2 separate regions of the Homo sapiens genome follow, and region 2 is linked to region 1. Evidence: read pairs that join two places in POLR2A ChIA-PET (ENCODE). Cell type or tissue: MCF 10A. All regions are shown on one strand. Links, peaks and the distances in the headings refer to the core of each region. The heading gives the core; the rest is flanking DNA. Region 1 overlaps TSPAN9 (tetraspanin 9). Region 2 overlaps TSPAN9 (tetraspanin 9).

The links. ChIA-PET counts read pairs that join two places held together with the same protein. Peaks named below come from ENCODE experiments on the same cell type or tissue, not always from the same donor. Only the 100,000 strongest peaks of a DNase experiment are listed, where the experiment ranks them.
Region 2: POLR2A ChIA-PET joins it to region 1 with 7 read pairs; 4 of 35 experiments call an interaction of 5 or more read pairs at or near these places.

What each region holds. Positions count from the first base shown.
Region 1 is chr12:3,212,752-3,224,142 of GRCh38, reverse strand. The region is part of intron 3 of TSPAN9 (tetraspanin 9); the gene reads right to left. Among named protein-coding and RNA genes, the nearest start is that of TSPAN9-IT1, 69 kb to the right of the region's middle. RefSeq lists an enhancer at 8,911-9,450. In MCF 10A, for the core only: no CTCF peak of the experiment used is centred there; DNase peaks (open chromatin) are centred at 5,412 and 6,612.
Region 2 is chr12:3,111,432-3,122,822 of GRCh38, reverse strand. The region is part of intron 2 of TSPAN9 (tetraspanin 9); the gene reads right to left. Among named protein-coding and RNA genes, the nearest start is that of TSPAN9-IT1, 33 kb to the left of the region's middle. In MCF 10A, for the core only: no CTCF peak of the experiment used is centred there; DNase peaks (open chromatin) are centred at 2,772, 3,272, 5,042, 5,572 and 1 weaker place.

The DNA of each region.
Region 1 (11,391 bases), core at 2,244-10,243:
ATTCTGACTTGATGGAAGGAGGAACTTCCTGCTTATCAATTCAGAAAAAAAATTTTTTTTTTTACTAGGATGAGTCCTACCTAAAGAAGCACAAATCCATCTGAAGAGCAAGAAATGGACTAGGAAGCAGCTTCAACCTTGGCTGCACAGGAGACCCTGCTGGGGAGCTTTCCCGTGTCCAGATGCCCAGGACACTCCTCAGACCAATGACACAGAATTTCAGGAGATGGAACCCAGCATCCCTATTCTGTTATAAATCTCTCACATGACTCCAGCATGCAGACAGAGAAGACTGGATGCCATCCCGACGCCTGGCCACCCCATCAGCCCCTAGGCTGATCGCTCTCCTAACAAGCTGCCGCCGCCACGGCTGAATTCATGCCCCTGTGTTAGAAAACACTTGTAGTCCCGGTCTCTCGCTCAATACTTGAACCAGCTCCATAAGGAGTGTTCCCCTTCCCATTTTATAGGTGAGGAAATGCAGGGACTGCTGGAGAGGCAGGTGCAGACTGATGATCTGGCCTCAGATTCACTTTTTTACTCTAAAACAAGGTAGACACACAGACAAACCAAAGCACAGACACGCACACGTGCAGTACTGCAGGACGGTCTTGGGGCTGTTACTCCATGCCCAACGCATCCTTGCAGCAAACGGCATAGAAAACATGCCACAAAAGCCAGGGAGGGTTGGAACAGGCTCTGGAACAAACGAGGTCCCTGTCCCACATCTCCACCGGGCTTCAACATGACAGTCCCCAGCCCCATTCCCGTCAAATCCATTCGTGACGATCTCTGCCCAGGGCTGGCCATGCTGGAGGAGGCCTTGGCGGTGAGCTGTGTTCAAATTAGCCGGGTAAGGGGCACAGAATTTCACTGTAATTGGACGTGTTTGTTCCAAGGATGACGACTACAGCACATTTCTCATGTTAATGTCATCCAACTACCCATGTACTGCAATTACTCTGCATCGATTTTAAAGCCGACCTAGCACAATAGCGGCTTCTAATTTGTAAGCAAAACCGCAGTGGCATAAATCAAACTGATAGAGGCAACGGCACTGATGCATGCTAATGGGGAGTTAATAGACAGGGGAGGACAGCTCAGGCACTCGGCTCCTGCAGGTCCCTCACCTGCCCGGTGGGCTGGCACAGCCCGCCCACACCCCACCCCTCTGCCTTAGCCTGATAGGCACTTTCCAGTGATGGCTCCCCGGGTCTGGATGGCCAAAGCTGTGACTTAGGGCCCCCTCGGGATCTCCGCCATAGGACAAACCTGCTGTGAGGATCAGGGTCAGCTGGTCTTTCATCCCAGGGTGGGACCTGGGGGGTGGTTTAAGGAGAGGGCTATTAGTCATGGTAGAACAAGGACCTGAAGAAGCCAGCACGGGTGAACCTCAGTCTCTGGTCCTCATTACCAGTTAATATTTCTTGAGGACCACTGCAGAAAGGGCCCTGCATCAGGTATGCTCTTGGCAGGAATGTGGGCTGCAGACCCAGGACACAAAATGAGCCATCCATCACACAGGCTTCCCCACACAATCTGATCAGCGTCACCTCTGGGCAGCATCCAGAGAGGCAGCCGGGTTTAAGGAACAGAGATGAGGCTGAGAGCCAAGACCCCTGTAAATCCATCCAGATGCAGTGCCATGGGGTGCCAGGGGTGGCCCATTAGCCTGGCAGACAGAAGGTCTTACGCCTGGAGACGTGTGCTGATAAATGCCCAGGAAGCACTTGCTGCTCATCCCTCTGCTACCACCACCGTCCAACCTGGACGAGGTTTCCAAGCCTGCCAGCATCTGCTTCCTGACTCTGAAAGTACAAGTTATGGACCCAAGACCAACCAGGCCTCATCTGTGACGGAGCCAGGGCCCTGTGTATAGGAAATGGGGATCCCCTCCACATGCCCCCCTCTTCCCAGGGCAGCTGTGGCCACGTCCCCCCCTTCTGCATGCCAGCAGGACCAAGCCCTGTGCCTTGAGCATAGTAAAAGTTCAATAAATGCTTATTGGAAGAATTTTCAGGAAAAGACAGTTAGAGAACCCTGTGTGGGTCTAAGGAAATACATTCATAACAGAGCACCTAAGGTAGCTGGCCGCTTTCTTTCCAATACACTCTTGTCCCGTGTTCCTTAAACAACATGGTTTACAACATCGAAAGGAAAGCTGTAATTAGGTGCTCAGGTATCTTTAAAACTTCTCTTTAGGCTGGGCACGGTGGCTTATACCAATCATCCTAGCACTTTGGAAGGCCAAGGCAGGAGGATTACTTGAGACCAGCCTAAGCAACACAGGGAGACCCTATCTCTACAAAAAATTTAAAAATTCACTGGGCGTGGTGGTACATGCCTGTAGTCCCAGCTACTTAGGAGACTGAGGCAGGAGTATCACTTGAGCCCAGGAGTTCAAGGTTGCAGTGAGCTGTGATTATGCCACTGGATTCCAGCCTGGGTGACAGAGTGAGACCCTATCTCAAAAAAAATTTGTTAGGCTGAGCACGGTGGCTCACGCCTATAATCCCAGCACTTTGGGAGGCCAAGGCAGGTGGATCACCTGAGGTCAGGAGTTCAAGACCAGCCTGGCCAACATGGTGAAACTCTGTCTCTACTAAAACTACAAAAATTAGACGGGCTTGGTGGCATGCACCTGTAATCCCAGCTGCTTGGGAGGCTGAGGCAGGAGAATCACTTGAACCTGGGGGGCAGAGATTGCAATAAGCCAAATTCACACCATTGCACTCCAGCCTGGGCGACAAGAATGAGACTTCATCTAAAAAAAAAAAAAAAAGAGAAAAATATTTTAAATAAAAAATAACTTATCTTCAATGGAAAATAAACTGTTGTAATATGTTGCACAGTCTAGCCATGACAAGGCAAAGACTGTTTCATCCTTGCTTTTGTCTTTCCCAGTATAAGCAGATATTTGAATGAATAAATGAATAAGGGAAGGGACCAGTAAAGGATGGGTGCAAAACCTAGAGTGTGGTCCCAACAAGAGGACTGCCCAGTCAGGACAGCCTGGAAAGTCTTGGCCACCTGCTGAGGGTGGCGACCCAGTCTCCCGGTCCCTGTGGCTTCTCTCCCCTCCTCCCCGTACCAACAGCCAGCAGGCTTGCAAAAGTTCAGCCTGATGCTGAGTCTCCAGGGCTCTCCAGTCACCGAGCCATAAAAGGAGACTGGAAATATCTCTCTGCATCTTTGGAAAAGAGCAACGGATGAAGGATGGCCCCAGAGTCAGGAACCACCTCACAGGGAAAGGCCAATGTGTTCCTCATCCAAGGTCTAAGATAGGAAGGGCCCTGTCCTCTGAACGGAAGAACCCAGAAATGACAGCCCTCCTTGGGCCCGCCTTCCCACCGAGAGCCCTCTGTGCTGGGCGGTGTGGTGCACTCTTCCCCGGCAGCACAGGAAACAGGTCTCATATTATCTTGAGACAGCCCCGGCCCAGCACACCAGTAACATCCCCCACAGGCCAGGGCAGCAGGACTAAGCCTCCGGGCTTGGGTCCTCCAGTGGGTCCCAGGAAAACATATCAACATCGGATTCCTCTGCAGACCTCTCCCATGCCTCCACCTCCCAGCCAATGGCCCGGGTGCAGCAGAATCGACGAAGCTTCACCTCTGCCTGCTCCAAAGAAGCATCTCGGCCAATATTTGTGAGCTATGCTGTGCCGCAGACTATGCAGGCACCGCTGGAGAGTCAGGAAGGTGACGGTCAGCCTCTGGGGTGCCCACCCATGCACCCTAGACCCACGCCTAACCCTGAGGGTGCTTTACTCCCAGTGAGACACCTCGGTCTGTTACCAGCCTGGGACAGTAAAGGGCAAAATAGTGGTTAAGAGCACGGAAGTCTTTGGAATCAGTCAGACATAAGGTAGCACAGGTTCAGAGCCTGGGCCACGGCACAGCACGGTGTCAGCTTCAGAAATGGTAGCTGTTACAGGTAACTACTAGTAAGGTCTCTTTGAAGAAACTTCCTAGATTCATTCCTTTTTTTTTTTTTTGAGACAGAGTTTCGCTCTTGTCACCCAGGCTGGAGTGCAATGGCGTGATCTCGGCTCACTGCAACTTCCGCCTCCCGGGTTCAAGCAATTCTCCTGCCTTAGCCTTCCAAGCAGCTGGGACTACAAGCATGCGCCACTACTTTTTGTATTTTTAGTAGAGACAGGGTTTCACCACGTTGGCCAGGCTAGTCTCGAACTCCTGACCTCAGGTGATCCGCCCGCCGCAGCCTTCCAAAGTGCTGGGATTACCGGCGTGGGCCACAGCACCCAGCCTCATTCCTTTTTTTTTTTTTTTTTAATAGTTTAAGTTCTGGGACACATGTGCAGAATGTGCAGGTTTGTTACATTGGTATACATGTGCCATGGTGGTTTGCTACACCCATCATCTACATTAGGTATTTCTCCTAATGCTATCCCTCCCCTAGCTCCTCACCCCCCGACAGGCCCCAGGGTGTGTGATGTTCCCCTCCCTATCATTCCCTTTTTAAGTCATCCCTTCCACCTTCCCTCCATTTTTCTCTACTCATCTATATTCTCAAATCCCAGAGAAAGATGTACAAACAAATCTTTATAGTCTTCAAAGGATCTCCATTTGAGAGAGCTGCCTGTCTGGCTGACTCTTGGCTCCTGAGGCAGGAGGTGAAGGCGCCCTCCCTCCATCCTCACAGAAGGTCCGCCTTGGACAGGTGCCCGACCCACACCGGGAGATGGGGGTCGGTACTGCGGCTGAGCAAACACAGCTCCCGCAGGAGGTGCCACTCAACAGAGATAGGATAATGATGGTGACAAACTAAGGCAGTGGCCACCCTTCCTTGAGTGTTGTGCTAGGACAGTCCCTGTGCATCCCACTCAACAACCGCACAGGGCAGGTTGCATGTCACTGTCATTGTTCACAAAAAGAAACAAAACTGAGTCTAGAGAGGTCGAACATTCTTGCTAGATCACACAGGCAACAGTGACTGACACCCAAGGCTGTCCAACTCCGAGCTTACACACACAGCCCCCATCACAGCCACTACACCGTCCGGCCTCCCCCGGCCGCCCACGGGTGGGAAGGGCCACCTGTAAGCCCTTGTCTCTGGCACATCGCTCTGTATTTGGGGCCTTCACTTCACAACAACTCAGACACAACAGAAAACAGACATCCAGCAAGAGTGGCTGGCTGGCTGCCTGAGTGGCCCTGACAGCTGACATGTCCACCATGGTTTTCTGCGACCTCTGACCTCTCTTTGGGGGGCTCCAGCTATATTCCAGAGGATGGATTGCCGGGGGGTAAAGGAAAAAGAGAAATATCAGGTTGTTTTTTTTAATGACCCAGATTCCAGCCAGATGCATTTGTTATTGGCAGCGGAGAGCCAGCGGGGCTAAGAACACAGGCAGCTGGTGATGTCTTAATCACTGCAGAGAGGAAGGGAGGCGGCCCGAGGCACCCAGCCAAGCGGGCTCAGCCCCCAGTGCTAGAGTAGCTAGCCTTCCTGGTGCCTTCTCCTTCCTTTCCCCTTTGCGTTTTTCCTCTCCTCCTCCCCATTCCCAGGTCCTACTTTTATCTTTTACTCCATCTCTGCCAAGGCCCTCAGGAAGGCAGCCAGGCCCGCTCCTACCGCCATCACCCCTGGCCCACCCAGGCTTGCCTGAGAAGGCCAGGTGAGAAGTCCTGGCCATCATAGCCCCAACCAGATCCCTAGCTAGTCTGGCCACTGCAGGCCCCAAAGGTCTCCTCCTGGCAGTCCTTTTGAGAGCTCAGTAAGAGGTTTCAAATCTAGTTTAAACATGCAGTCTCAAGGGAGCATCCTAAAAGCAGAGAACACGCCTCCTCCTCTTTCCTCCCTGACCTCAGCTGTGATCTCAAAGCACTCAGAGCTGTGAGCTCACTCCCCATCTGTCCTTTGCTCCCTGCCCCGAGGAAGTTGGGGTTGGTGGGAGACACAGAACACCTCATTCTGCTGAAGAGAAAGCCAAAACAAAGCCTAGAGAAAACCAGGGCCCACAGAAAAAATGGGGGCTGAGCACAGGACGCAGGCATGCACACCCAAAATCTGTACACATCCCATATTGTCCTGCCAAGGAGCATGGCTATGCCACCCCAGAGGGTATCATTATCCCATGCAAAACTCAGCTGGCCCCAACACACCCGCCACACACCACACAATGACCTGAAACCTCTTCATACAGTGTTTCAGTTGCTCCTTGAACCCATCTAGAAAGTAGTCTCATCATCAACCCATTTTATAGATGAGAAGGTCAAGGTTCTAAAAGTTAAGCACCTTGCTCTGTACTGTACACACAGGAAGTGGTGACACCGAGAAGCAAGCTCACCCATCCCTAGAGCACGTGCTGTCTTCCCCATATTACGTCTCACTTTCCAGACCAGGCTAGAGAAGGCCTGGAAGCAGGGAAGGGACAGATGATCAGATGCTGGGGTGAAGGGGTGAAGGGGTGAAGGGATGCAGGCAGCAGACAGCTGAAGCCAGGGGAGTTGAGTCCCTGCGGGTTCTGGTCATCTTCTCCCCCTCCCAAAGGGAAAAGTCTCTGAATTCCCTGGGGAAAGTGAAAGGGAGTAATATGGTCTGGGGTGACTCAACTTCCTCCTCTCCAAGAACAAGCCCAAACAGGGCCCTCACCGCTGCCTCAATGACACGGGGCCTCTGGACATCACAGACCCAGCATGACAGAAGAGAAGGAGTGGCTCATTCCCAGCAACACTGGGCAGGATGGCTCATTCCCAGCAACACTGGGCAGGATCTTTCCAGATGACACTTCCATAGCTAGACAGATGTCAGAGAAGCTGAGGGTGTCTCTGACCACCTCCCTTGCCGGTCACGTAGAGTGCAAGATCTAAGCCCAACCCCAGCCAACTCAGGGGACATTGCCATCAGGGACCCCAGGATGCTACACCTCAGCCCCTGGCATCCAAGGTCCGGGCATGAGGCCCAGGGGCAGGTGGAAGGCTCAGCTCCTCAGTTATCTCCTAAATACAGTGACGTGAAGAGAGCTCAGCAGGGAAAGAGCCACGAATAGCAGCCTGGGAACACCAAAGAAAGGGAACGATGAGGAAAAATAACTCCAGTAAATTAAACAGCCGGGCAACAGGCTGCCCTCTGAGCAGTCTCTCAGCCAGTCTGCCACTTCTCATCTCCTCTCCAGCCCTTCCTCCAACTGCAGTTCAGGGGCCTACTCAGGAGGCTCAGCTTCCCCCAGGACAGTGGGCCCTTGGGGTGGTGGCCTGGCCTGGACCTTCACCAGGACCCAGGGAGCCCTCAGAGCCCTCCAAAGCAGGGGCCTTGGGGATCTGTGTCTGAAGGCTAGAGATGAGGGCCTTGGCCAAGGAGGTTCCACCTCCCTAGGGTGCCTGCAGAGAAAAAAGCCCACGTGGACGTTTTTGGGAAGCAGAGAAAGGCAGCAGGTGACCCCTTAGGGGATCCACATGGCTGAATCTGGAAGCCAGAACCACCTCCGGACCACACCTGTGACAAACGGGCTTCCAGGCCCATTAGGGCCACTCCGGGTTCCAGTGGGTTCCACCTCAGCCCTGCAGGCCCTGTGCCCAGTGGGACCTGGACACCAGGCACCCCATCTCCCTCTCTGTATAAGCCTCCCCACTGACGAGATGTGTTTGAGAAGAGCTTTGGGTGCTTTGAGACGGTACGAAAATCCTGGTAAAAGGGAGGCTTGATGCTGGAGAAGCTCCCCATATCCTCCCAAGCCCCGCCTCCAGAACCCCAACCACTCTGACCAGCGAGTGCCCAGTGTGAGCTTGGACATCTCGGGGGAGCAAAAGAGATGTGGACCCAGGGCCATGTGGGCACGAATGAGCACCTCCAAAACCTACTCCCACATCTGGAAGGTCCCAGCAAAAGCCATCTGGCTGCTTAGTCAGTAGTCGCAGGATGATCCAGCTGAGAGCCCCACAGGCAGATAGCCCAAGCAAGCAAATCTGTCCAACTCCTGCCAATCACAGCACAGACTCCCCAGCTCCCAGAGGGCCCCAGGGCTGGGGTGGGGGTGGGGTGGGGATGGGGTGGCTCTGAGCATGGACTGAGGTTACTTCCCAGCCCAGGACTCCAGGAGGGAGCAGAGGCCAGAGCGACTGAGAAGGAAGCAGGGCGACCAGGGATAATGGATCAACCGCTGGGAACATGGAGCCGTGTCCCTGTGATTCCAGGATGCACAGGTTTTCATGCTCATCCCCGTAAGTCCCCAGACAGAAGAAATGAGCCTGAGCAAGCCAGACAGAGAGGTCCCGGTGGAACGTGCTCTGGACCAACCTACGTTCTCCACTCTGATACAGGCTCCAGACGGAGAGGTCCCGGTGGAACGTGCTCTGGACCAACCTACGTTCTCCACTCCGATACAGGCTGTGCCGGGCCCACCACGGAGCCTGGAGAGAGCAGCAAATGGCAGCTGGAGGGAAATGAGGGGCCCCTCCCACCCCCACACTTCCCAGACAGCCCACAAGTGGGGTTCCCCAGGTGTCAGACGCTGGGGTGCCTCAGCAGGCAACTGCAGGAGCCAGCAACATGACTTGGGGCTGCCTGGTGGAGAAATTCCCCAGGGAACAAATCATTGCACAGCTTTAGGGCCCTCTAGGAAGGCTGAGAGATGGGATGGAAATAGATACAGAGAACAACAGGAAGTCATGAAAAGAAAAATAAGCTGGCGATCCTGATTCCAATCAGCAGAACCCTTCCTAGGCCTCAGAGTACTTTCAGGATCACCATCCCATTGCAGCCCACTGACAAGGCTCCCAGGTTGGCCAGGCAAGTTTGATTAAGATTTGATTCCCACCTTACCGAGGAGAAGCTGAAGTCAAAGATCCTCCCAGGGAGTCAATGGCAGAGCAGCAGGGTAGCCCAAGCCTTCCCCCAGCCAGCTATGGCCTGCGGCGCTGGTGCACGGACACCCCCTAAATGTGTGCAGTACTTTCCAGTTTAAGGCACCACCCTTCTCTTGGTTTGGATTCTCACAACCACCAGAGAAGCGGGTAGGACAGGTTCTTGAATCCACACACAAGGTAAAGCATCCCTGGCTTTGAGCCATGAGTTTTAATGGGGAGACTTGGGGATGGGGGTGGGAAGGGTATGTGTTTGTTTCCTAAAGAGGTAGCAGGTGGGAGCGCAGGCCAGGGCCAGGGGATAAGGGAGGTGGGCTGTCAGGGGCTGCCCTGGGTAGAAGGGCACAGTGAACAGGGTAGAGCCGGGTGAGAGGCAGGCAGCGCCAGGGAACAGCCCTGAAGACGTGTTCAGGGGGATGGGGGGAAGGAGGAAGAAACAAGAACGCTCTTCCTAATGACGATCGCTGGAGGGAGGAATTGGAACAATAGTAATTAAGGCTTCTAACAATAGGAAGGAGCCGCGACAGTTCTGTGTGTCAAACAAGGTGCAGAGCTTCTCCCCAGCGTAGCCAGGGTGCTTAATACGGCAGCCCGCCCCCTCATTACCTGCTTAGAGGGCGTGAAGGCCCTCCCCTGCAGGGGGGAGGGCGTGTTCAAATCAACTGACTGCTGTGGCTGTGGCCCCATCTCCTGCCCAGGCCCAGAAACGACTTCCATTTCTTGCTACCCTGAAGTGGGAAATGGGCTAACAGGGAAGATTCTCCCCCCACCACTAAGCAAGGAACTGGAGGTCCGAAGAGGCAAATCCAACAGGAGTTCGTCCACCCTGGAACCCAGCGCTCCTGTCCCGACCCAGCCCCGCGGCAGGCAGCCGCTCACTCCAGGCCTGTGAGCTCCAGGAATGGCAAAATCTAGGGCAGCTTTGTCCAGGCAGTGAGTTCCAGCACACTGAGCACACACGTAGTCCAGGTGAGGCAGTCCCCTTTCAGTGTCACCACCTATGAGACAGAAGAAACTCATCCGTGGTCCATCACTCTACCGACGCTACTATGAGGATAAGGAAGATAAAATATCTCAATAATCATCAGCTCCTTAAAAAAGACAAAGGGAACAAAAGAAACATATACAACCACAGAATGTCAGGGCCCAGAGAGACCTCAGAGATGAGCTGGTCCAAGTCTATCATTTTCCAGATGTGGAAACTGAGGCCCAGAGACAGAAGCAGTTTGCCCAGGATCACACGGCTAGTTAGCAAGCATGCCGGGGACTAGAACCCAGGTCTCTGGGATCAACTCCCTGCTCTTTTCCACTCTGCCACTTTGATCCCAGATACAAGCGAGAGTTAACTGGCATGCATCTTCCAAGAAGAGCTGCACACCTGCATTTGTAGGAGTGGGGAGGAAATGCAGGATGCATGGCCAGGCACCCCAGGATCCCGCAGGCTGTTTGGGTGGCCACCCAGCCCAGCCCCTCCCTGCCCCAAGTTGTGAGAAGTCTCCATTTAGGTGGGAAGACAGAAAGCTAATCGGCAATGCAGAGAATCTTGTCAATATTCCTCCCACAGCTCCTGAGTAAGACCCACAGCCCTCTACGGAGTGGCTTTTGTGAAATATGCACTTTTCAGACTCCCCTCCTCCCAGCAGGCAGGCTGAGAAAGGGACAGGTGAAGGGGGGCTGGAAGGGGGAGGGGGGCTTCGCTGCAGCTCTCTTTAGCTGCCATAAATGGGAACAAAGTGAGCACCTCGTGCACTCAGTACCACATCAGCATTCCTCCCTCCACCCTTGCTCTCTCCTGAGGGTCCCTGAACCTCCTCCCCAACCAGGCCTCTGAGCCCCAGGGACTGGTCACGATGAGTGTCCTAAATGGCTCAGACATAAAGAGCTCCTGCCCAGAGCCCAGGCTTATCGGCCTGACAAGCTGTCGCTCTGATTTGGGTCCAATGAGCTCTTGCCAACAAGCGGGGGAAGCCCCCCTTGAGAGGGCAGGGGGCAGAGTGAGGCTTCAGAACACACCCGCCCTCACTGTACAGAGAACAGAAGGCACAGGATCCTCACCGCCAGCAACTGCCGTTTGCTTAGAGACCCCTGCAGACAGACTCCCCAGGTTGCCCGCCCAGCCACAGTCCCATGTCCTCCAGACCTTCCTCCACCTGGCGTTCTTTAATGCCCTTCCCCGCATGATCCAAAGTGCCATTGCTAAAAGGGGTCTTCTGCAACCAGCACACCGCTGTACCCAAGCAATTCCTAGCGCTCCACAGATCTGTTTGACACCCTTTGCATTAGCCCCTTTCTCTGGCTTCCAATATCACCATGTTTTTCCTGCCTTCTCCTTCTCCACCCTCCCCACTCCCTCTGCTTGTCCACAATCCCTTCACCGGATAGGCATCCTCCCACGTTGTACATCTTCCATCCTCCAGATCCTCGAGCCCTCTCCTTTTCACCCTTCTCATAGTCCCTGGAGAGCCTGCCTCCTCTACAAACCCTGTTCTGATCAGAAGACAGATGGCAGGTGCGGGACATGAACACAGACACTAGGCCCCCCTTGCTAGGCAAGAGCACTGAG
Region 2 (11,391 bases), core at 1,329-9,328, 100 kb after region 1:
AGGAAAACAAGTGGTAGAGAAAAAACAATGACATTTAATTAATTCAGAAAGGACATACTGTGTAGCAAGAGGACAGTTTTTCTCTGGACTAAAACATGAGCAACATCCAAAAGTGGACGCCACCTCCCTGCAGGAGCACATTCAGACAGATGCGGGGACTCAAACCTCTCTGTTAAGAGGGGTTCTTGCCAACTTCCTTATCTATGGTCTCCTAGGCTCAGACAAAAGATTCAAAATCCCTGCTAGGATTTAGAAATAACTCAGGGCCAGGTGTGGTATCTCACACCTGTAATCCCAGCACTTTAGGAGGCCAAGACAGAAGGAGACCAGTTTGAGACCAGCCTGGACAACATACAAACAAAAAAAATTTTAATTTGCCAAGCATGGTGGTGTGTGCCTGAAGTCCTAGCTACTCAGCCGATCAACGCTGCAGTGAGCTATGATTGTGCTACTGCACACCAGCCTGGGTGACAGAGCAAGACTCTATCTCCTTTTTTTTTTTGAGATAGAGTCTCACTCTGTCGCCCAGGCTGGAGTGCAGGCTCACTGCAAGCTCCACCTCCCGGGTTCACGCCATTCTCCTGCCTCAGCCTCCTGAGTAGCTAGGACTACAGGCACCCACCACCACACCCGGCTAATTTTTGTATTTTTAGTAGAAATGGGGTTTCACTGTGTTAGCTAGGATGGTCTCGATCTCCTGACCTCGTGATCTGCCTGCCTCGGCCTCCCAAAGTGCTGGGATTACAGGCGTGAGCCACGCGCCCGGCCAACTCTATCTCTTTTTAAGACAAAAAACGAGGGGAGGGGAGGGGAGAACTCAGAAAAACAGCAGGATGGTTCACAGTTTAAAGTCAGACAGACTCAAGCTGGAACACTGTCCCTAACAGTAGCTGTGTGACTGATACAGTATAACATCACAGCCTTCAGTCAAGGTTTGCAAACTCAAGTACCTACAAGGTGGAAAACATAAATTCATGAAGTTACTGTGTACAAGGGCAAGTCCCAGTACTGTGTCAAGACTGAGGGGTCAGGAAAGCACAGCCCCATGTGGAGGTGGTGCCTGAGAGCCAGATCCAGCCAATTGTTGCCACCGGGCAGCACAGGCTCAGTGTAACTAGACCTTCCAACTTTAAAAAGCCAACATCAGCCAGGTGCAGTGGCTCATATCTATAACCCTAGCACTTTGGGAGGCCAAGGCAGGAGGATCACTTGAGCTCAGGAGTTTGAGACCAGCCTGGAAAACATAGTGAGGCCTTGTCTCTACAAAAAAAAAAAAAAAAAAAAAAAAAGTTTTAATTAGCCAGATATGGTGGCATGTGCCTGTGGTCCCAGCTACTCAGGAGGCTGAGGTGGGAGGATCACTTGAGTTTGGGAGGTCGAGGCTGTAATGAGCTGTGATCACACCACTGCACTCTGGCCTGGGCAACAGAGCAAGAACCTGTCTCAAAAAAAAAAAAAAAAAAAAAAAAAGCCAACATCCCCTGTTTTGAAAAATCTCTCCAGTATGTCAGCTGCGCCCAAACAAAACGCATCTGTGGCCTGGATCAGACCTAGAGGCCACTGGATTGCAACCTCAGCTCTAAGCCTGAGATCTGCAAAATGAGGGCAAATAAAAGAGCCTCGCTCTGGGAGAATGAGATGGGATTAGGTCTGTCAAGCATTTCACACCGCCTGACACACAGAAAGCACTTGATAAATGGTGACTATTAACTATGCAGAGTTGGAAGGGACTTCAGGAAGACCCACCCCAACCTTCTCATTCCACAAGATGAAACTCAGACAGGTCCTGTGACTGAGCCACAACCTGCAAAGGAGCCAGTGGCCAGTGGCAGGCTGGACCCAGGCCTACTGACTCCCACCTGAGTTCTGAAGGCCCAAGCCGCCTCTCTGACTTACAGAAGCAGTTTATCACCCACCACTCCGTAAGGGTCCCTCCTGGGGGCTGGTCTACCCCATTATGGGTAGCTCCCCCAAGGGAAGTGCTGTGTGTACATCTTTTTCATTCACTGGAAGAGCTCGGCCTCACCTCGGGCAGGTGATGGGGGCTTGGTCAACATTAACTGACTGACTGATCAGCGGCAATGCTCCCCTAGCCCTCCCAGCCCCACAGTCCAGTTTACACTGTATGTGGTCCCTGGCCCAGGCCCGTGCCAAGCTCAACTTCCTGCCCTAGCCCAACCTGGGCTAGTGGAAAGGAAACGCTGGGCATAAAAGGAAAGAGGTGACATCAATAGGTAGAGAGATGAGGAGGGGACAGGGAAGGGCTGAGCTAAAGAAGGCAAGCCAGAGGGACATGACGTGTATTTGGGGCAGGGCCAGAGTGAGGGCTGGCACAGCTGGGGAAGAGAGAGTGACGGGCTGGCACAGGAGTGGGGAGAGCAGGCTCCAGGGGAAGGCTGTGGCTGCTGGTGGCACAAGGGTCCCCAGACAGAGGAGCTCTGGCCCTGCTGGGTTTCTGTCACCCAGGTCCTGCCAGGTTTAATCAGCCAGGTTCCAAAGAGCCAGCTGTGTTCCCTGAGGTGAATGAGCACGCCAAGGTTGTGTCCTGTCCCCAGGCCCCCAAGATCCTGTTCGAACTCGTTCTTACTAAAAAACTTTCCACGCTTGAGGGCTCAGGGAGTTATGGCCTTGGAATTCCTCCCACTCATTCCAAAGCATACATTAAAGCTTTCCAATTAACACCAGCTGAAAAGTAAACCTTCATTTTAAAGAGGCAACAGAGGAAAGGAAGAGGGAACGAGTGGGCAATGAATTTCCCAAGCAGGCATCTGAAACCGCGGAACTGCTGGGCTGAAAGGACCTCCAGGATCATCTGGCACGAACTCCTTGCGCTACAGAGAGGCACCCAGGCCCAGAAAGCAGAGTGACGTGCACATGGTCACACAGCCAGCCCATGTGGAGCAACACCAGACTCCGGGGCGCTGGCGGCCAGGCCCGTGCCCTTTGAGTGACAGGGCACCGTACTTCCCCTCCTGCCCTAGCCCAACCTGGGCTAGGGCATATTCTCACCTGGGAAGAGCCAACACCTCCCCACAGGAGCAAAAGCCCAAAGTCACCCACACCTTTCAGCACAGGTTTCTCTCACCTGCCAATGGCTCACTCCCTTCCCCAAATCAAAGGAGGTGACCTGAAAGAAGGGAGAAGCGGGGTGCACAGGATGTGGTCAGTGGAGAGGAGCGGGGGTGCATTCACAGCAGAGAGGCCCTCCAGTGAAGCACACAGCCCTCCGGGCAGGGGCAGGACGGGCTGAGAGGATGGGGAGGGAGAGAAGGCCAAGACTTCCTGCAGAAAAAAGCACACACAAACATCACACGGGCAAGGGCATTTCACAACGGAGCTCCTGGAAGGCAGGGGCTGATCTGGGAGTCCCAGCAGGCCTGGCGAAGCTCAGACCCAAGTTTCCCCACCTGGAAAGAACACGGACTTTGGAATGCCCCAGATTTGAGTTTACATCCCTTTTCTGGCATCCAAACTGGATGACCCTGGGGAGTCAGTGAACCCCCCGAGCCTTGTTTTTCTCACCTATAAGTAGATGTCTAGTGCAGCACCTGATGCATCAAAGGTAAAGCAGGAACTGCTGGTTATTCAAACCACTGAGACTTCCCTCCTGGTATCTTATCCACCCTTGGCCACTTTATAAGCATCCTGAGGGCAGAGAGCATAGCAGCTTGTCCAGTGTGGGGTCAGGGAACCAGCTTGGAGAATACCCATTTGTGGACTGACTTTCTAAACAACATTCCCCTACCTTCGCTGTCGGGGGTACAGCCCAAGGGGTTGCATCTGCTGATAGTGTCCCAAAGGCGGTGCTAAGCTCCATTTTCACCCTACTCCATCCATACTCCAGGGTCCCTGTGGACAGGGCGATCTCGGTCCTGCGCCCACAGCTCTCCCACACTGTCCACCGAAGTCCTGCCTGTCTTTGCAACCTGCGTGCCAGGCTTAACATGTCACCTGACCCTCATCACATCTCTGGAGGGGCCGGAGGGAAGAAAAGGAGGCGTAAATGTTTTCCACAGGTCACAGATGATGAAACTAGGCAGAGAAATTAGGCTGCTGCTACCTGGCAGTCAGCATAAGCCCAATTCACACCATGGCTGGGAGTGGGAGAGACCCACTGGGCACAGCTGCAGGGAGGGAGTGCCAAGGAGGCCAAGGGCTGCAGGTGCAGTGGGGCTGAGCTGAGAGGAATGTTTCCCCATGTTTGTCAATAAATATAAAATAAGTATCCCTGTTCCATTAAAAAAAAGAGCAGAGAGGGGTCTGGCCAGGAGCGGTGGCTCATGCCTGTAATCCCAACACTTTGGGAGGCCAAGGCGGTCGGATCATCTGAGGTCAGGGGTTCGAGACCAGCTTGGCCAACATGGTAAAACCCCGTCTCTACAAAAATACAAAAATTAGCCGGGCATGATGGTGGGTGCCTGTCATCCCAGCTACTCGGGAGGCGGAGGCAGGAGAATCACTTGAATCCAGGAGGCAGAGGTTGCACGAGCCAGGATCATGCCACTGCACTCCAGCCTGGGCAACAGAGCAAGACTCCATCTCAAAAAAAAAAAAAAAAAAAAAAAACGGCGGGTGCAGGGGCGGTGCGGAATCAGGTAAATGTGATAATGCAGCTGTTAGTGCTGGAAATGAGGATGAGGATTTTCTACATGCCGGGGGGGTTCTACATGCTTCACGTATCAACTCACTTCACATTTGAATAACCTTGTGAACTAGAGCCTTTATAATCCCCACTTCACAGGCGAGAAAAAGAGTCTTAAATAGCTTCCCATGTCACATAACTGGAGAGTGGCAGGCCCAGGAGGGGAACCTGGCATGGGGCACTAACCACCTCCCTGCACTGCCTCTTACCACACATGCCTCCTCCACCTTCAGGCCATTCCCTTCACCTCCCAGCCCTGAGGTGACAGCTCCGCAGGTCCCAGGACCAGCAGCCACTGCCTCCCAAGGTGCTTCCTCTCGCTGGAGGGGTCCGGGACCTGGATCTGCTCAGGGGATTGGACAACTGCTCCAACCCCCTAAATCAGGCCAGAATTCTCCTGGGATGTGCTGTTCCCATAGTCTCAGGTTCCCAGAAGAACAGATGGACAGGAGAATTTCTGAATGAGTAACTAACCACAGAAAAATAAAGTTATGTAAATCAGCCTGGAGCACAATTACAAAGAAATTAGGGATGGCCTTTCCAAAACTCAGCCTGAGGAAGTGGGAGATACCCAGAATGTGTGCTGCCTGCCCCGGGGCAGAGCTGGGCCCACGGTGGGTTTCCAGGCTGCCCCTCTTTACAAAATGATGAGGTTTTTACCCCACGGGCAGCAGCAGAGGGACCGCTAAGCACTTGGATTTCTCCCACCAACGGAAGAGACAGGCCCTAGGATACAAAAATCGGGCAAATAGTCCCACCACTTCCTCTCCCCTCCCCTTGTTCTGTTTCTGCTGAAGTGCTTTTATTAATGAGCCACTCGCCACAATCTCCCTCCTGCAGCTTATAAAACAGAGTCCAAAAAATGTACCACCGACTCTGCCCTATCAGGATAGGAAATGACGGCAGGAAAACTCAAAACCCTCCCATCACAAGCCCTTCCAGCAGAATGGGTCACCCTTGCAACACCCATCAGGAAACCTGGATGACGAGGAACCGTCTGTGCAGCCACCCAAGACAGCCTGGAAAACAGGAGGGGAAATGGGGACAGGCCTTAGCTGGAATTTTATGTTTTCCATAATTTAGAATGAGACTATCTATCCTGCTCGACTACTTCCTTTCCTAAAGCCATCCTGCTTGTAAAGGTGAAGATCTGTCACCCTGAAAGGCTTAATAACTCTTCTGACACTCAGTTTGTGTCTGTCCCCTATGGGGATGTCCCTCTACCCCTCAGAGCCACCTCGGGCTGAGGATGAGTCCAGGAAACAACAAACAACCACCAAGCCAGAATGCGTCCAAGGGCGGCCACAGAGGTAGTGGGGTTTAGAAATGAAGTTATCTGAGAAACAGCTGATGGAACTGGAGAAGAGACAGAGGGGTTCTGTTGTCAAATACTCCCAGGTTGTCATGCGGACGACAGGGCAGGCGCGCGCTCCCGGGCTCTGACGGCAGAGGCACGGCCAAAGGATGGCTCCGGAAAGGCAGGGCTGAAAACCTGAGCTGTGCAGCAGCAGGGGGCAGTTCTCATCAGCAGAAACAGCCAAGCAAATGCTGGCCACATGACGGGAATCCAGTGTGAGGGTGACCTACGGGGACCCTTCCTCCTCCAAGGGCCTCTCTTTACCTTACAACAATCACAAGCCCTGCCGAGCTGCGTGACCTCAGGACGGAGGGCTCTTTCTCGGTTTTGAGTATCGTTTATTCTAAGTGCTCAGGAAGTGCATTATCCCCAGCACTTCACAAGCATTGCCGTGTTTCATCTTCATCAGAACCTAGTAAGACAAGTACGATGCCTGTCATCACATGGTAGGTACCCAAAAACATCCCTTTTACCAATGAGAAAACTGTGACTCAGAGAGGATTCGCAGCTTGCTAAGGTCAAATGTCCAGGCAGCAGCAGAACTTGTTTGTGAACCCCAGTCTGAAGCCCCAGGGCCTGCATCCTGATCTGCTATGCAGCTTATAGGGGCAGCAGCCTTGGTCTTGAGAGACCTGTTAAAGAGTTGGCAGGCTGTGATCAAATGCAACAGGGACATCACTAGCAGGGATCAAGTTGTTTTCCCAGAATGCTCAATAAACATACATTGCTTTTACAAAAGAAAATAGCGAAACTTTTATCTAAATGATCAAGTTCAGCCCACTGTCTTGCAATCAGAAATGTGTCCGCTTAAGAAGTAGTTAGCCAGTCAAAAAGACAGACAGTAAAAAGGGTTGTTAAAAAAATAAAAATAAAGGTTGTCTGCAAGGATGTGGAGAAACTGGAGTCCTCACACACTTCTAGTGGGAATGTAAAACGGTACAGCTGCTTTGGAAAACAGTCTGGAAGTCTTTAAACAGTTCAACACACAGTTATCGTATGACCCAGTGCTACAGACTGAATATTTGTGTCCCCAAAATATTCTCATGTTGAAATCCTGGGCCCCAAGGTGATGGTATTAGCAGGTGGGGCCTTTGGGAGGTGATTAGGTCATGAAGATGGAGACTTCAGGAATGGGATTGTGCCCTAATTAAAAGGGACCTCAGAGAGCTCTCTTGCCCTGTTTCCACTGCATAAGGATATAAGTTTAGAACCCAGAAGAGGGCTTCACCAGCACCTGACCATGCTGGCACCCCGATCTGGGACCCCCAGCCTCCAGAACTGGGATAAATAAATGCCTATTGTTTATAAGCCACCCAGTCTGTGGGACTTTGTGATATACAGCAGCCTGAGCTAAGACCACCTGCAATTCCACTCCCAGGTATTTGCCCAAGAGAACTGAAAACATATGGCCACACAAAAGCATGGCACATGAACTTCACAGCCACATTATGTCTAAGCCAGAAAAGGTGGTAATAACTCACAAGTCAGTCAATGACGAATGGGTACAGATAAACAAAATGTGGTCTGTCCGTATGCTGGAATATTACTGAGCCCTAAAAAGGAATGGAATTCTGACACGTGCTACAACACAGATGAACCCTGAAAACCTTATGCTAAGTGGAAGAAGTCAGTCACAGAAGACCACATATTGTATAATTCCATTCATATGAATGTCCAGGGTAGGTAAATCATGGAGACAAAAGATACATTAATGGTTGACTCAGACAGGGAGAAAAACTGGGGGCAGGGAAGGGGGGCATGGGAGTGATTGCTAATGGAGTTTCTTTTGGGGGTGATAAAAAGGTTCTAAAATTGACAGTGCTGATGGTCACACGCTGAGAATATAGTAAAAACCACTGAACTGTCCTCTTCAGATAGACAAACTCTATGGTATGTGAGTAACATCTCAATAAAACAAACCTGTTGGCCTTCTTCCTTAATGTTATCAGATTACAGGGAATCTTTTTTTTTTTTTTTTTTTGAGATGGAGCCTCACTCTGTCACCCAGGCTGGAATGCAATGGCGCAACCTCGGTTCACTGCAACCTCCACCTCCTGGGTTCAAGCGATTCTCCTGCCTCAGCCTCAGGAGTAGCTGGGCTTATAGGCACCCACCATCATGCCTGGCTAATCTTTGTATTTTTAGTAGAGGTGGGGTTTCACCACATTGGCCAGGCTGGTCTCGAACTCCTGGCCTCAGGTGATCCACCCGCCTCAGCCTCCCAAAGTGCTGGGTGTGAGCCACCATGCCTGGCCAGACTGCAGGGAATCTGATGAAGGAGAGCGATTATGGTGTTAATGAGAAAGACAGCACCCCACAAATTCACCACCTCCTGCCAGTGTCTAAGGTGTCATTCACTCACTCAACAAACTCATTAAACACATGCTATACACCACGCACTGCCCTACATGAGGAGTCAGCAAACTACAGTCTGTGGGCCAAATACAGCCCATCGCCTGTCTCTGTATGGCCTGCCTGCTAGAAATGGTTTCTATACTTTATAAGGTTGAAAAAAAATCAAAAGCAGAATATTCATGGTGTGGAAATGACATGAAATTTAAATTTCAATGTCCGTAAATACATTTTTTGGAACACAGCTGCATTCATTTACGTAGTGTCTGCAGCCACTTCTATGCTGCAAGGACAGGGTTGAGAAGCTGCAGCAGAGACCATATGGTCTGCAAAGCCTAACATGTTTACAGTCAGGTCCTTGACAGATGAAACTGGCTGATCACAGAGCTAGATGTCAGAGATGCAGGAGAGGAGAAGGGATGATTAAGTCCTCGTGGGGTTTATGGCCCACTGAGGATGACAGTCAGGGTCTGAGGATCACACAAGTGAGTACACAATGATAAATGGGGGGAAATGCTGCTGGGAGGGGAAGAACCTACTGCCCAGTGAGCACGTGGAACAAGGGGACCTGCCCAGGCCAAGGGTCAAAGACAGCGTCCCTGCAGAAGGACTTGCCTCTGGACCTGGGGACATGGAGGGAGCCACATTTGCAAAACCTCAAAGAGGGAGGGCGCAAGGCCCAATAGAAGAGTAAAAGGACACTGAGGCTGCAGGGCAGAGTGAAGGGCAGGGCATGCATGGCAGCTGGCACTCTCGAACTGGCACACCCCTGAGGGTCTCCCGGGGTTCACAGCTCCAGGTCTGTGTCACTGGAGAATGTGGGAAGGGGACTGAGAACCATCGGATACACCTAGTACAACCCCACACCAGGCAGCCTAAGATGATAGAAGATGGAAGAGTTCATCAACCAAAAAAGTATCTATTGATCACTTAACAAAGTACACATCACTTTATTTACCCAATATAGTACAGGACACAAAATAAGAAAGAAGCCATCTTTTGACTTCAACAGGAAAGAGCAAGTTGAAGAAACAAGCCCAATTTCTCATCATGGCCTCAGGACCTGATCAGAGCCGGGTCCCACTACTCAAACATAATTGCACTTGTGTTCCCAGTGCCTGGAATGAGCCTCCCCAGGCATCCACCAGGATGCTCTCTCCATCCTTTGCAGGGTCCATCAGATGTGACTGACTGGAGATGCTCTCCCTCCCCACCACACATGCCCTCTTTTACAGCCCCTAGGCCTTTACCCCATCCCTTTCTCCACCACACTTCCCGCTACCCAACAGACATGTATTCCCTTGATGGGCTCTTACATTAGAATGTAAGCTTATGAGGGCGGTAACTTCGTTTTTCTCACTGCTGTATTCCCAGCACTATGACCTGACATAGAGTTAGCTCTCAATAAATATTCATCGAATAGCTCCTGAACAATCAGTGGGTCAATATAGAAGTTAAGAAGGAAATGTAAGAATTTCTGGAAACAGGCTGGGCACAATGGTGTATTCCTATAATATCCACACTTTAGGAGTAGGAGGCCAAGGCAGGAGAATTGCAGGAGCCAGGAGTTCGAGACCAACCTGGGCAACAGTTAAACCTTATCTCTACAAAAAAATTAAAAATTAGCTAGGTGTGGTGGCATGTGCCTATAGCCCCAGCTACGGGGGAGTCTGAAATGGGAGGATCACTTGAGCCCAAGAGGTCGAGGCTGCAGTGAGCTATGGTCATACCACTCACTGCACTCCAGCCTGGGTGACAGAGTGAGACTCTGTCTCCAAAAAAAAAAAAAAAAAAAGCAAAAATAAATGAGATTGAGAATAAAAAATATATATGTAAAAGATCAATGAAACAAAATCAGTTTTACAAAAATTTTTTAAATAAAAAGAGAAATAATTTAATTCTAGAAAAAAACAAAATTGACAAACTTTTAACCAGACTAAGGAAAAAAAAAGAAGACCCAAATAAATAAAATCAGAGATAAAAATGGAACATTACAGGCCAGGCGCGGTGGCTTATGCCTGTAATCCCAGCACTTTGGGAGGCTGAGGCAGGAGGATCACCTGAGGTTGGGAGTTTGCGACCAGCCTGACCAACATGGAGAAACCCCGTCTCTACTAAAACTACAAAATTAGCCGGGCATGGTGGTGCATGCCTGTAATCCCAGCTACTAAGGAGGCTGAGGCAGGAGAATTGCTTGAACCCAGGAGGCAAGGTTGCAGTGAGCCGAGATCGTGCCATTGTACTCCATCCTGGGCAACAAGAGTGAAACTCCATCTCAAAAAAAAAAAAAAAAAGGAACATTACAATTGATACCACAGAAATTCAGAGGCTCATTAGAGACTACTAATAGCAACTAGATGCCAATAAATTGAAAAACCTAGAAGAAACGGATAAATTCCTAGACAATAAATATTCACAGACTAAATACAAACACAAAACACCTAAAGAAAATGTAAAGGCGACCTGTCCTCGATTTGTAACCTTGAGGAAATTACCTCTTTACAGCTCAGCCTCCTCATGGTGAGATAAAAATAATCAATGTGAGTAAAAAAGGTAATGCAGCTGAGTGCAGTGGCTGAAGCCGGTAATCCCAGCACCTTGGGAGGCCAAGGCGGGTGGATCACCTGAGGTCAGGAGTTCGAGACCAGCCTGTTCAACATGATGAAACCCTGTCTCTACTAAAAATACAAAAATTAGCCAGGTGTGGAATTACACCTGTAATTCCAGCTACTCAGGAGGCTGAGGCACAAGAATTGTTTGAACCAAGAAAGCGGAGGCTGCAGTAAGCCAAGATCGCACCACTGCACTCCAGCCTGGGCGGCAGAGTGAGAGTCTGTCTCTGTCTCAAAAAAAAAAAAAAAAAAAAGGTAATGCACGTAAACACTGATCATTCTTATCATTTTTTGTGTTAGTATCTATTTTGTGTCACACAGTAAAGGAGAGCAGTTTTAAATACATATCTCATTTAATCCTCACATAAACCTCATCAGGTAAGTTTTATGATAAATTTCTTTTAGATAGATGAGAAAAGAGAAGCTCA